Linked DNA regions of Homo sapiens: region 2 is linked to region 1. Evidence: chromatin contacts called from ENCODE Hi-C or POLR2A ChIA-PET data. All regions are on one chromosome and are shown on one strand. Each heading gives the region's core, a stretch centred on a gene start or an enhancer-like site at or near the end of the contact. The rest is flanking DNA. Distances are from core to core; before and after follow the strand shown.

The links. A loop is a pair of places that touch in the nucleus more often than their neighbours do. ChIA-PET counts read pairs that join two places held with the same protein, here RNA polymerase II (POLR2A). Pooled maps may share reads with other maps.
Region 2: a loop to region 1 is called in a pooled map, with 6 times the contacts of the local background. The contact joins the promoter of GYS1 here to the promoter of FBXO46 in region 1. A Hi-C loop is called at or near these places in 1 of 50 pooled maps. POLR2A ChIA-PET finds 5 or more read pairs at or near these places in 2 of 52 experiments (BJ and Caco-2).

What each region holds. Positions count from the first base shown.
Region 1 is chr19:45,727,741-45,732,835 of GRCh38, reverse strand. FBXO46 (F-box protein 46) reads left to right here and starts at 1,940. Exons shown (of 2, transcript NM_001080469.2): 1 at 1,940-1,987. RefSeq lists enhancers at 1,613-1,742, 1,833-1,942 and a silencer at 2,791-3,085.
Region 2 is chr19:48,991,275-48,996,369 of GRCh38, reverse strand. GYS1 (glycogen synthase 1) reads left to right here and starts at 3,061. Exons shown (of 16, transcript NM_002103.5): 1 at 3,061-3,375; 2 at 4,887-5,068. The coding sequence starts at 3,258. RUVBL2 (RuvB like AAA ATPase 2) reads right to left here and starts at 2,483. Exons shown (of 15, transcript NM_006666.3): 1 at 2,447-2,483. The coding sequence starts at 2,458. RefSeq lists enhancers at 2,585-2,674, 3,365-3,504 and a silencer at 2,795-3,154.

The sequences.
Region 1 (5,095 bases), core at 691-3,190:
CGGATCACTTGAGGTCAGGAGTTCCAGACCAGCCTGGCCAACAATGGTGAAACCCCGTCTCGGCTAAAAATACAAAAATTAGCCGGGCATGGTGGGGCGCGCCTGTAGTCCCAACTACTCCAGAGGCTGAGGCAGGAGAATCATTTGAACCTGGGAGGTGGAGGTTGAATGAGCTGGTATCGCCACTGCACTCCAGCCTGGGCGACAGAGCAAGACTCTGTCTCAAAAAAAAAAAAAAAAAAAAAAAGGAAAAAAAAGAAAGAAAAAGAATAAAAGATTTGGGCTTTTTTTTTTTTTTTTTTTGGTAGAGACGAGGGTCTCACTTTGCTGCCTAGTTTGGTCTTAAACTCCTGGACTAAAGCCAGTCTCCCGGCTGAGATTATAAGCATGAGCCACCGCACCCAGCCTGGAAAATACGTCTTAAGGGGAGATGATCTAACGACCTAGTCAAGAGTAGAAACCCTGAAATCCAATACATTTCAGTTCAAATCGTTTTCTTGGCTGTGTTGCCAGCGACAAGAGGCTTAATCTCTTTCTGCCTTATAAATTTGGGATTGTAATTCCTACCAGGGTTGTCTGTAGGGTGTCTGGCATATAGTTCCGATGCAATAAATATTTACTGAACACATGTTTACGCTGTTCTAGGTGCTTGAACAAGGTACACAAAGATCTCTGCCCTCCTGGAGCTTCTTCTTCTTCTTCTTCTTTTTTTTTTTTTTGAGACGGAATCTCGCTCTGTCCCCCAGGCTGGAGTGCAGTGGCGCGATCTCGGCTCACTGCAAGCTCCGCCTCCTGGGTTCACGCCATTCTCTTGCCTTAGCCTCCCGAGTAGCTGGGACTACAGGCACCCGCCACCCAGCCCGGCTAATTTTTTGTATTTTTAGTAGAGATGGGGTTTCAGTGTGTTAGCCAGGATGGTCTTGATCTCCTGACCTTGTGATCAGCCCGCCTCGGCCTCCCAAAGTGCTGTGACTACAGGCGTGAGCCACCGCGCCCGGCCTTCTTTTATTTTAAGAGGCAGCAGGGTCTCATTCTGTCGCCCAGGCTGAACTGCATGGAGGGCGGTGGTGTAACACTAGCTCACTGCCTCGAACTCCTGGGCTCGAGCGATGTGGAGCTGCTATTCTATGATGTGGACTAACTCCTAATGTATGGGACTTTCCTTCCTCCTAAGGCTTAATTTTCTCATTTGTAAATCAGGAGGTAAGAAAGGAGGGGACGGGCCGGGCGCGGTGGCTCACGCCTGTAATCCCAGCACTTTGGGAGGCCGAGGCGGGTGGATCATGAGGTCAGGAGTTCAAGACCAGCCTGACCAACATGGTGAAACTCCGTTTTTACTAAAAATACAAAAACTAGCCGGGCGTGGTGGCGGGCTCCTGTAATCCCAGCTACTCAGGAGGCTCAGGCAGGAGAATCGCTTGAACCCAGGAGGCGGAGGTTGCAGTGAGCCGAAATTGCGCCACTGCACTCCAGCCTGGGTGACAGAGCAAGACTCCGTCTCAAAAAAAAAAAAAAAAAGAAGGGGATGGATGGGAAGGAGTTTGGAAAAGCACAAGGAGCTGTTAGCTATTGTGTTGATCGGCACAAATGAATCAATAAATTTGCTCTTCCCCAACTCTCCACCCCTCACCAACACCCTATTGCAATATTCTCAATTCCCTTCCCAAGGGCCTCGGGCAAAAATGGAGCCCTCCTGGCTAGACTCCATCTCCCAGCGCGCCCAGCGGGGAAGCACCCTGCGCTTGCGCTGCCAAGTCCTCCCCGGCTTTGTCTCCCGGGAGTTCGAGTCGTTCTTTTCCTCCGCCCGCCTAATTTGCTTCCTACCCCACCTCCAAGCTTGACCGTGCTGCCTTCTGGGGGATGTAGTCCGTGGCTGCCCGGACTTCAATTCCCAGCGGGCTTCGGGACGAGAACCCGGAAGGGGAGGCTGGAGAGGAGCGAGTGGGGGAAACCCGCGTAGCCGAGGGAGATGCAGCGCGCGGCGATGGTGAGAGCCCAGGCGCGGGCCGGGGGCGCTGGAGAGTCGGGACGGGGGTTCGGGACCGGGTGACGAGGGGGAAGAGGCAGGGGCGAAAGAAGGGGCTGGGTGAGGGGAGATTGCCTGGGGGAGAGGACTGGGAGGAATGGGAGCCGGAGGTAGTAGTAGAAGAATGGTGGCTTGGGGAGGGGTCTTGGAGGTGGGGTGGGAGTGGAGCTTTGGAATTGATTGTAAAGGGGCTCAGAGCTGGGGAAGTGGGCCCCGAGTTGGAGACTGGGCTGGACATCCAGGTAGAGGCCCTGAAGGGGTCGATTTCGATGGGGGCTTAACCTGCGGCGAGGGTATGAGGATCAGGGTTAGGATGAGTGAGGGGGTCTGGAAGCTCCAAGGGACAGGCGAACGGTGGACGCAATGGGTTGGGGCCTCTGGATCGGATTGGGGGCAGGAAGGCAAGTTGAGGAGGTAGGAGGGAGAAATCAGTGGTAGGATAGAGTGTGGGTTTAGGCTCCAGGACTGAGGGTGGGGTAAGGAGCGTGAAATTAGGGGCCTGGATGTAGTGATAATTTCCCTAGTCCCGCCAGAGACTCCCGGTAAGCTGGACAGGCACAGAACTGTAGGATAATACGGCCAGAAAGGGCCATCGAGACAGGCTTTCGCACCCTCACTTCCCCGGTGGAATTTAGAAGAGTGTAATGGTTTATCCCTATGAGAAGTACAGCATTCATATCCCCTATTCTTCCACCCCTTTGTGCCATGGACAAATCTGTGAGCCTCAGTGCCCTTATCTGTAGTATGGGAACAGCAAGCATGCCTCTGAGAACAGGGTTAAAGGGAGTCATTAAAATCGTTACTATTAGTGGGAGAGCTGGGCTGTGAAGTTTCAGTCTCAGAGCTGTTGGTGGGAAGTTCTCCGCCCCCGGAATGTGACTGGGTTACAGGTGCTAATGGATTTCCTCCTTTCCAGTCCAGTCCCAGAGGCGTTTTCTCAAAAGCTGGCACTGATCTGGGCACACACCCCAGCTCAGAAGCATGTAGGGGCTCCCCACTGTGGATTACAGCTAACGCTTATTGTTTTACAAAATGCCTGGCCCTGTCCTTAGCTGTTTGTACACATTAACTCATTTAATTCTGATAACACCCCTGAGGGGTAGGTGCTGTTATTTTCTCCATTTTACAGAAAGGAAGCAGAAGTACAGAGAAATTAAGCAACTTTCCCAAGGCTATCCAGCATTAATTGCTAGACTCAGGATTCCGATCTTGGCAGCCTGGCTCAGAATCTGTGCTTTCAGCACTATAATTTAGTCCTCTCTCCATACTGAAATATACAATGTGATGAGTAGAGACAGCGAACAAAGCAGTCTAGAATATTAGTTCTGCCATTTACTTGCTATATGACCTTAGGCAAGTCTTTTATTTATTTTTATTTATTTATTTAGAGACAGTCTCCCTCTGTCACCCAGGCTGGAGTGCAGTGGTATGGCTAACTGTAGCCTCTGCCTCCCGGGTTCAAGCGATTCTCCTGCCTCAGCCTCCTGAGTAGTTGGGATTACAAGCATGTGCCACCACGCCCTGGCTAATTTTTGTAGTTTTAGTAGAGACAGGGTTTCTGCATGTTGGTCAGGCTGGTCTTGAACTCCTGGCCTCAGGTGATCCACCCGCCTCGGCCTCCCAAAGTGCTGGGATTAACAGGCGTGAGCCATTGCGCCTGGCCCTATATTTATTTTTATGGTTTTTTGTTTAGTTTTGTTTTGTTTTTGAGGCGGAGTTTCGCTCTTGTTGCCCAGGCGGAGTGCAATCTTGGCTCACCGCAACCTCCGCCTCCCGGGTTCAAGCAATTCTCCGCCTCAGCCTCCCGAGTAGCTGAGATTGCAGGCATGCGCCACCACGTCTGGTTAATTTTGTATTTTTAGTAGAGACAGGTCTTGAACTCCCGACCTCAGGTGATCTGCCCGCCCCAGCGTCCCAAAGTGCTGGGATGACAGGCGTGAGCCACTGCGCGCAGCCTTTTTATTTTTTTAAAGACAGGGTCTCGCTCTGTTGCCCAGACAGGCTGGAATGCAGTGGCGCAATCATGACTCACTGCAGCCTCAACCTCCTGGGCTCAGGCGATCCTCCCACCTCAGCCTCCCAAGTAGCTGGGACTAATTTTTTATTACACACGGCTAATTTTTTATTTTTATTTTTGTAGAGACGCGGGTCTTACTTTGTTGCCCAGGCTGGTCTCAAATTCCTAGGCTTAAGGGGTCTTCCTGCTTCAACCTCCAAAAGTGTTGGGATTGCAGGCGTGAGCCACCACGCCTGGCCCTGGGCAAGGGTTCTTCTTTTGGGTTCTTCTCACCTATAAAATGGGATCAGTAACCCTAGGAAGGTGAGAAGTTTCGGGAAGATAATGCAGTATAGTGGAACTTACTTTATGAGCCCTTACTCCAATACTTATGGAAGGGCTCAGTACGTGTGAGTTGTTGTTTTTGAATGTCAGTGGGAAAGAGAAGGCAGTAGAGAGGAACCAAGAGGGAAGATGTCAGGCTGTCTCCTTTCTCTCTCATGTTGTCACCATGTCCCTGCCCTCCACCTCTGGGCTCCTAAATCCAATTACGACTTCTGGAGAGTGTGCTTACAAACTCAATCTGTGGGCTGGGCATGGTGGCTCATGCCTGTAATCCCAACACTTTGGGAGGCCATTGCGGGCAGATTGCCCGAGGCCAAGAGTTTGATCAAGACCAGCCTGGCCAACATGGCAAAACCCCATCTCTATTAGCTGGGCGTGGTGGCGGGCGCCTGTAGTCCCAGCTACTCAGGAGCCTGAGGCAGGAGAATCTCTTGAACCCAGGAGGTGGAGGTTGCAGTGAGCCAAGATTGTGCCACTGCACTCCAGCCTGGGCGACAGAGTGAGACTGTCTCAAAAAAAAAGAACAAGGAAACTCAGTGTGTCCCCATTCCCATTCCTGTCCCCGCCAAATACCCAGTCTGGCCTTACTCCAGGTGTTTCAGTGAAGAGAAAATATTTCTAACTAGGTTTTTCTTGTTGTTGTTGTTGTTAGTTTGCTTTTGTTCGTTTAACTTTTGGGTCATTAAGGCCTCATTGGGCAGTTTGACAACTTTGTAAATTCACCTTGA
Region 2 (5,095 bases), core at 1,812-4,311, 3.3 Mb before region 1:
AGCCTGGGAGACAGAGTGAGACTCTGTCTTGAAAAAAAGAAAAAACAAAAAAACAATCCTGGATGGTGGATCTTTGCATGTCTGTTACATTATTTTCTGACACTTTGGAATAGTTCATAATTTCTAATAAGGAAAAGGAAGCCTAAGAAGCTAGCATGCTAACCGAGGCCACCCATCCCCAGGTCTCCTTCCTTCCCACAGGTTTGTGTTTTTTTTTTTGAGATAAGATCTCATTTTGTCCCCCAGGCTGGACTGCTGTGGCCTCCACCTCCCAGGCTCAAGCAATCCTCCCACCTTAGTCTCCCAAGTAGTTGGGACTACAGGTGTGTCCCACCACACTTGGCTAATTTTCTTCTCTTTTCTTTTCTTTTTTTTTTTTTTTTGAGACACAGCCTTACTCTGTCACCCAGGCTGGAGTGCAGTGGCGCGATCTCGGCTCACTGCAACCTTCGCCTCCCGGGTTCAAGCAATTCTCCTGCCTCAGCCTCCAGAGTAGTTGGGACTACAGGCATGTGCCACCACGCCCGGCTAATTTTTTTTGTATTTTTAATAAAGACGGGGTTTCACCATATTAGCCAGGCTGCTCTCAAACTCCTGACCTCATGACCTGCCCGCCTCGACCCCCCAAAGTGCTGGGATTACAGGTGTGAGCCACCGCACCCGGCCTAATTTTCTTATTTTTTTGTAGAGACAGGGTTTCGCTATGTTGCCAGGGCTAGTCTTAAATTCCTGGGCTCAAGCAATCCTTCTACCTCGGACTCCCAAAGTGTGGGATTACAGGCGTGAGCCACTGTGCCCAGCCCACAGGTCTTTCTTCTCTTCTTCCCCTAGAGAGGACATGCAGTTATCCAGCCCAGAGGAAGCCTCCTCCCTCTGGAGCCAATCGTTTAGACTTTCTGGCCATCAATGGTCACAAGCTTTCCCTGTCACTGTGTGAACCTTCCCACCTACCGTCTCCTATAGGAAGCTGGAACCCAGGAGCATAGAACATTACCCCCAGACTACAAGCAGAAGACTAGGCATCCCCACCCCACAAAAAAGACATGAATCCAGGAATCCCAAATGTAGCTCTCTCAACATAAACAGGCCCCTTACCAAGGACTGTCTCCTATAAAGACTTTCTCTTTCATCATAAGTCTCTCCAAAACCTTGCTGCCCGCTGTTCCCATGAAAACCAAGGTCATTTCAAAACTCAGCACACACCGTCCCCTCATACTTCCAATACTTTCTCCACGGTAGTTCTGGTCATAGCCTTCCTCTTCTACTTCCCTATCCACCTCCTCCTCCTCCTTGCCCTGGTGACAGCAACAGACTCAAATCTCATCCCCAGCTACCAACAACTTTCTCCCCCTCCCTTCCTCCATCTTGACTGGGCTCATCATGGAAATTGAGGCACCTGTAAGCCCAGCCCAGTCCCTAAGTTCAGGTCACATTACCTTTTTTTTTTTGGAGACAGAGTCTCGCTTTGTCGCCCAGGCTGGAATGCAGTGGCGCGATCTTGGCTCACTGCAACTTCTGCCTCCCAGGTTCAAGCGATTCTCCTGCCTCAGCCTTCTGAGTAGCTGGGATTACAGGCCTGCACCACCACACCTGGCTAATTTTTGTATTTTTAATAGAGACGGGGTTTCGCAATGTTGGCCACGAACTCCTGACCTGAAGTGATCCGCCCGCCTCGGCCTCCCAAAGTGCTGGGATTACAGGCATGAGCCACCACGCCAGGCCAAAATCGCTTCTTTATTCAGGTAATTGAGCAGGTGCCAGGCCAAGTTTCCTGGCCTCTCCTTCATTCACATGTATTCATTCATTCAAATATTCAAGTGATAATTTATTGAGCATTTACACTGAGACGTAGCCCGTGTGAAATACTGGAAATATGAAAATGGCCAAAACGGTAGCATGACAAGATCCCGATTTCTGGGTCCCTAATCCTTCAGTCCTCTCCACTAAGACTCTCTTGTTCCTCGACAATTTCTTCCCACTAAAGGCTCACTAGGCGCCCTCGCGCTCTCAGACACACTGAACAGGTACCTGCCTGTGCTTCCAGCTTGGAACTCAAGTGCCATTGGCACCACTAACAATCCAAGGCTCCCAAATGGCTCGAAGCGCAAGGTCCTACAACCCTCCTCATCACACACTGGCGCCAAGGACTGCGGAACCGGCCGTTGCGCCAAGATGATTTTGAAAGTTGGAGTTCCTATAGCATGATGGGGCCAGACCCGAGATTCTGGGATCCCAGCCCCCTCCCCGCCTCAGATCCAGAAGTCCAGCCCCCATGTCCCCTTCTCCCCCAGATCTGGGTGGCCGAGCTTCCTCCTCTTTCAGACCCAGGAGTCTGAACCCCCAGATCCCCCCTCCCTCAGACCCAGGAGTCAGGGCCTCCAGCATCCTCCTCTCTCAAACTCGAGACTGCTAGCTCGCTCCTCACCCTCCATGCACCCACACTTACAACGGTTGCCATGATGCTCACCAACTGCCAGAGTCCTAGCGGAAACGGAAACGCGCGAGGAGCGAGATGTTCTGGCTCCTCTAGGCTAGCTGGTTCTTCAAAGATCTCGATGGTTCCTCATAAATATGTAAATATTGTGGGGGCGTGGCGGGACTTTATGCCCCGCCCTCCCACCGAGGCTGCGCTGGAAGACGGGCGTCCGGAACTCCTGGGTCCATTCCCAATGTCTCCTGGCTCCTCCTCCTTTTGCTCAGCCCCACCACCGCCCCGCTCAGGCCGATTGCAAAATTCTTAGCTGTTCTTTGAGTAACCACACGTCCTCCACGCTCCTTTCCTCTTTATCCCACCCTCCTCCTCCTCCCCACTTTGAGGCCTCCAGCTCCAGATTGACAGAGCTGAAGGCCACTCGTTTCCGTAAAGCGCAGCGGCAAGCTCCGCCCCCTGGAGGTCTCACGGCCGAGGCGGGGCCGGGACACAGCGACTCCAACCCGTTCCACCAATGAGGACACGCGGAAATCCCCGCCCCCGGGCGTGGGCCAATGGCGCTGGCTGGGGGGGGCGGCCACCGCCTCCTGGCGGCTGCGAGGTTTCACTGCAGGGGCGCCAGTGGGCTCAGTGACGCTGCGGCCTCCTTCTGCCTAGGTCCCAACGCTTCGGGGCAGGGGTGCGGTCTTGCAATAGGAAGCCGAGCGTCTTGCAAGCTTCCCGTCGGGCACCAGCTACTCGGCCCCGCACCCTACCTGGTGCATTCCCTAGACACCTCCGGGGTCCCTACCTGGAGATCCCCGGAGCCCCCCTTCCTGCGCCAGCCATGCCTTTAAACCGCACTTTGTCCATGTCCTCACTGCCAGGACTGGAGGACTGGGAGGATGAATTCGACCTGGAGAACGCAGTGCTCTTCGAAGTGGCCTGGGAGGTGGCTAACAAGGGTGAGCACGCCAGGCGTCGGGGCCCTTGACGAGAAGGACAGTAGTGGATGGGGGCCCGGAACTCTGAGTTGTAGGAGGACGGGGCTACTAGGGGAACCCTTGTGACCTGGGCAAGGAGGCTGTGTCCTTGAGGAGGGGCTGGGAAGCCGGAGGTGGGTGGGAGAGGGATGGTTCGTTTGACTTAAGATGAAAGGAGGCTGGAAGCCCGGGTTCTGGGTCCTAGGGAAGAGGGCGCTAAAATGAGACTCCTAGGTCCTGGAGGCAGGCTTCCGAGAGACTAGATACCTGGGTCCTGAACAGGGAAGGGGATGGGGGGATGGGATTTCTGCGTGCAAACCTGGGAAGCTGCCGGGGTTTCAGACCTATGACCCTAACAGCATGGTCTAGGGGATAAAACTCCAGATTTGAGAGAGAGCTGACTGGGAGATAGGAGGCCTGAGCGGCGGTGGGAGGACCTGAGGATCTGGCTGCTTAAGAATAAAGATGGGACGGGCTGGAGACTGTAATGAATGCCTGGGCTTTGAAGGAGCTGAGGGCCTGAGCTATTAGTTCCTAGGAGTAGAGGAGCCCATGGCCTGGGACACATGCGTACTGGAATAGGGGAAGGCTGGGAAGTCCTAAGTTAGTCAGAGGCTGGGCCCTAGGATGGGAGGGGCTAGGAGCCTGCATTTCTGTGTCTTGGGCTTCAGAAAGCTGAGGTTCTGGCCTTGGAGAAGGCTGGGGCTGAAATCCCCAGGAACAAGCCAATCTCACACCTCAAAGAGCAGGGTCTGGGGGGTTGCTTTGCTGGGTCTTGGAGGAGAAAGGGACTGTGTCTCCCAGGAGGAGAGGGGGCCCGTGAACACCCAGCCGGGTATCGCCAGGGCCTGGGCTCCAGGATGGGAGGAGGCTGGGGGCTGGGGCTCCTGGGTCTGGGATAGGGTCATGGGAGAGGCAGAGCCCTGCATGCTGGTGTCCCTAGTCAGGGAGAGGAAATTGGGAGGCAGGTCAGCAAGGTCCCTGGGGGCAGGGAATGACCATGCAGGCTTCTCTTGGGCAATGGTGAGAAGCTGGATTGGCCATGAGGGGGTCTCCCTCACTGGGTTTTGGAGCCTGGCTGCGATTTAAACCCAGCTCCTGTGAGCTGGGAACTCGGGAACCTGAGTCCGGGTAGTCAGTCCTCAGCTCTGCCATCCTTAGAGCCCCAGTGCCTAATTCCTTCAGACCAAGGGGTCCCGGCACCCAGCCCCTTCTCTCTCAGACCCAGAAGTCTAGCCTGAGCCCCCTCCTCCTTCAGGGTCCTGACCCCAGCCCCCTTCTCCCTTAGACCCAGGAGGACTGCCCTCCAGCCCTCGTGTTCCCCTCATCCAAGCTTCCAACCCCTACTCCAAACTATGGGCTCCCAGTCCCCTCTTCCCCCTGAGCTAGAGGTCTGGGGCCTGAGTGCCCCCTACATCCCCGGCCCACCCCACCCCAGGCCCCAGAACTATGGACCTCGGCCGGGGCCTGCCCTCACACGCTTGGGCCCACAGTGGGTGGCATCTACACGGTGCTGCAGACGAAGGCGAAGGTGACAGGGGACGAATGGGGCGACAACTACTTCCTGGTGGGGCCGTACACGGAGCAGGGCGTGAGGACCCAGGTGGAACTGCTGGAGGCCCCCACCCCGGCCCTGAAGAGGACACTGGATTCCATGAACAGCAAGGGCTGCAAGGTGGGACGTGGCCCAGCCCAGGGCAGA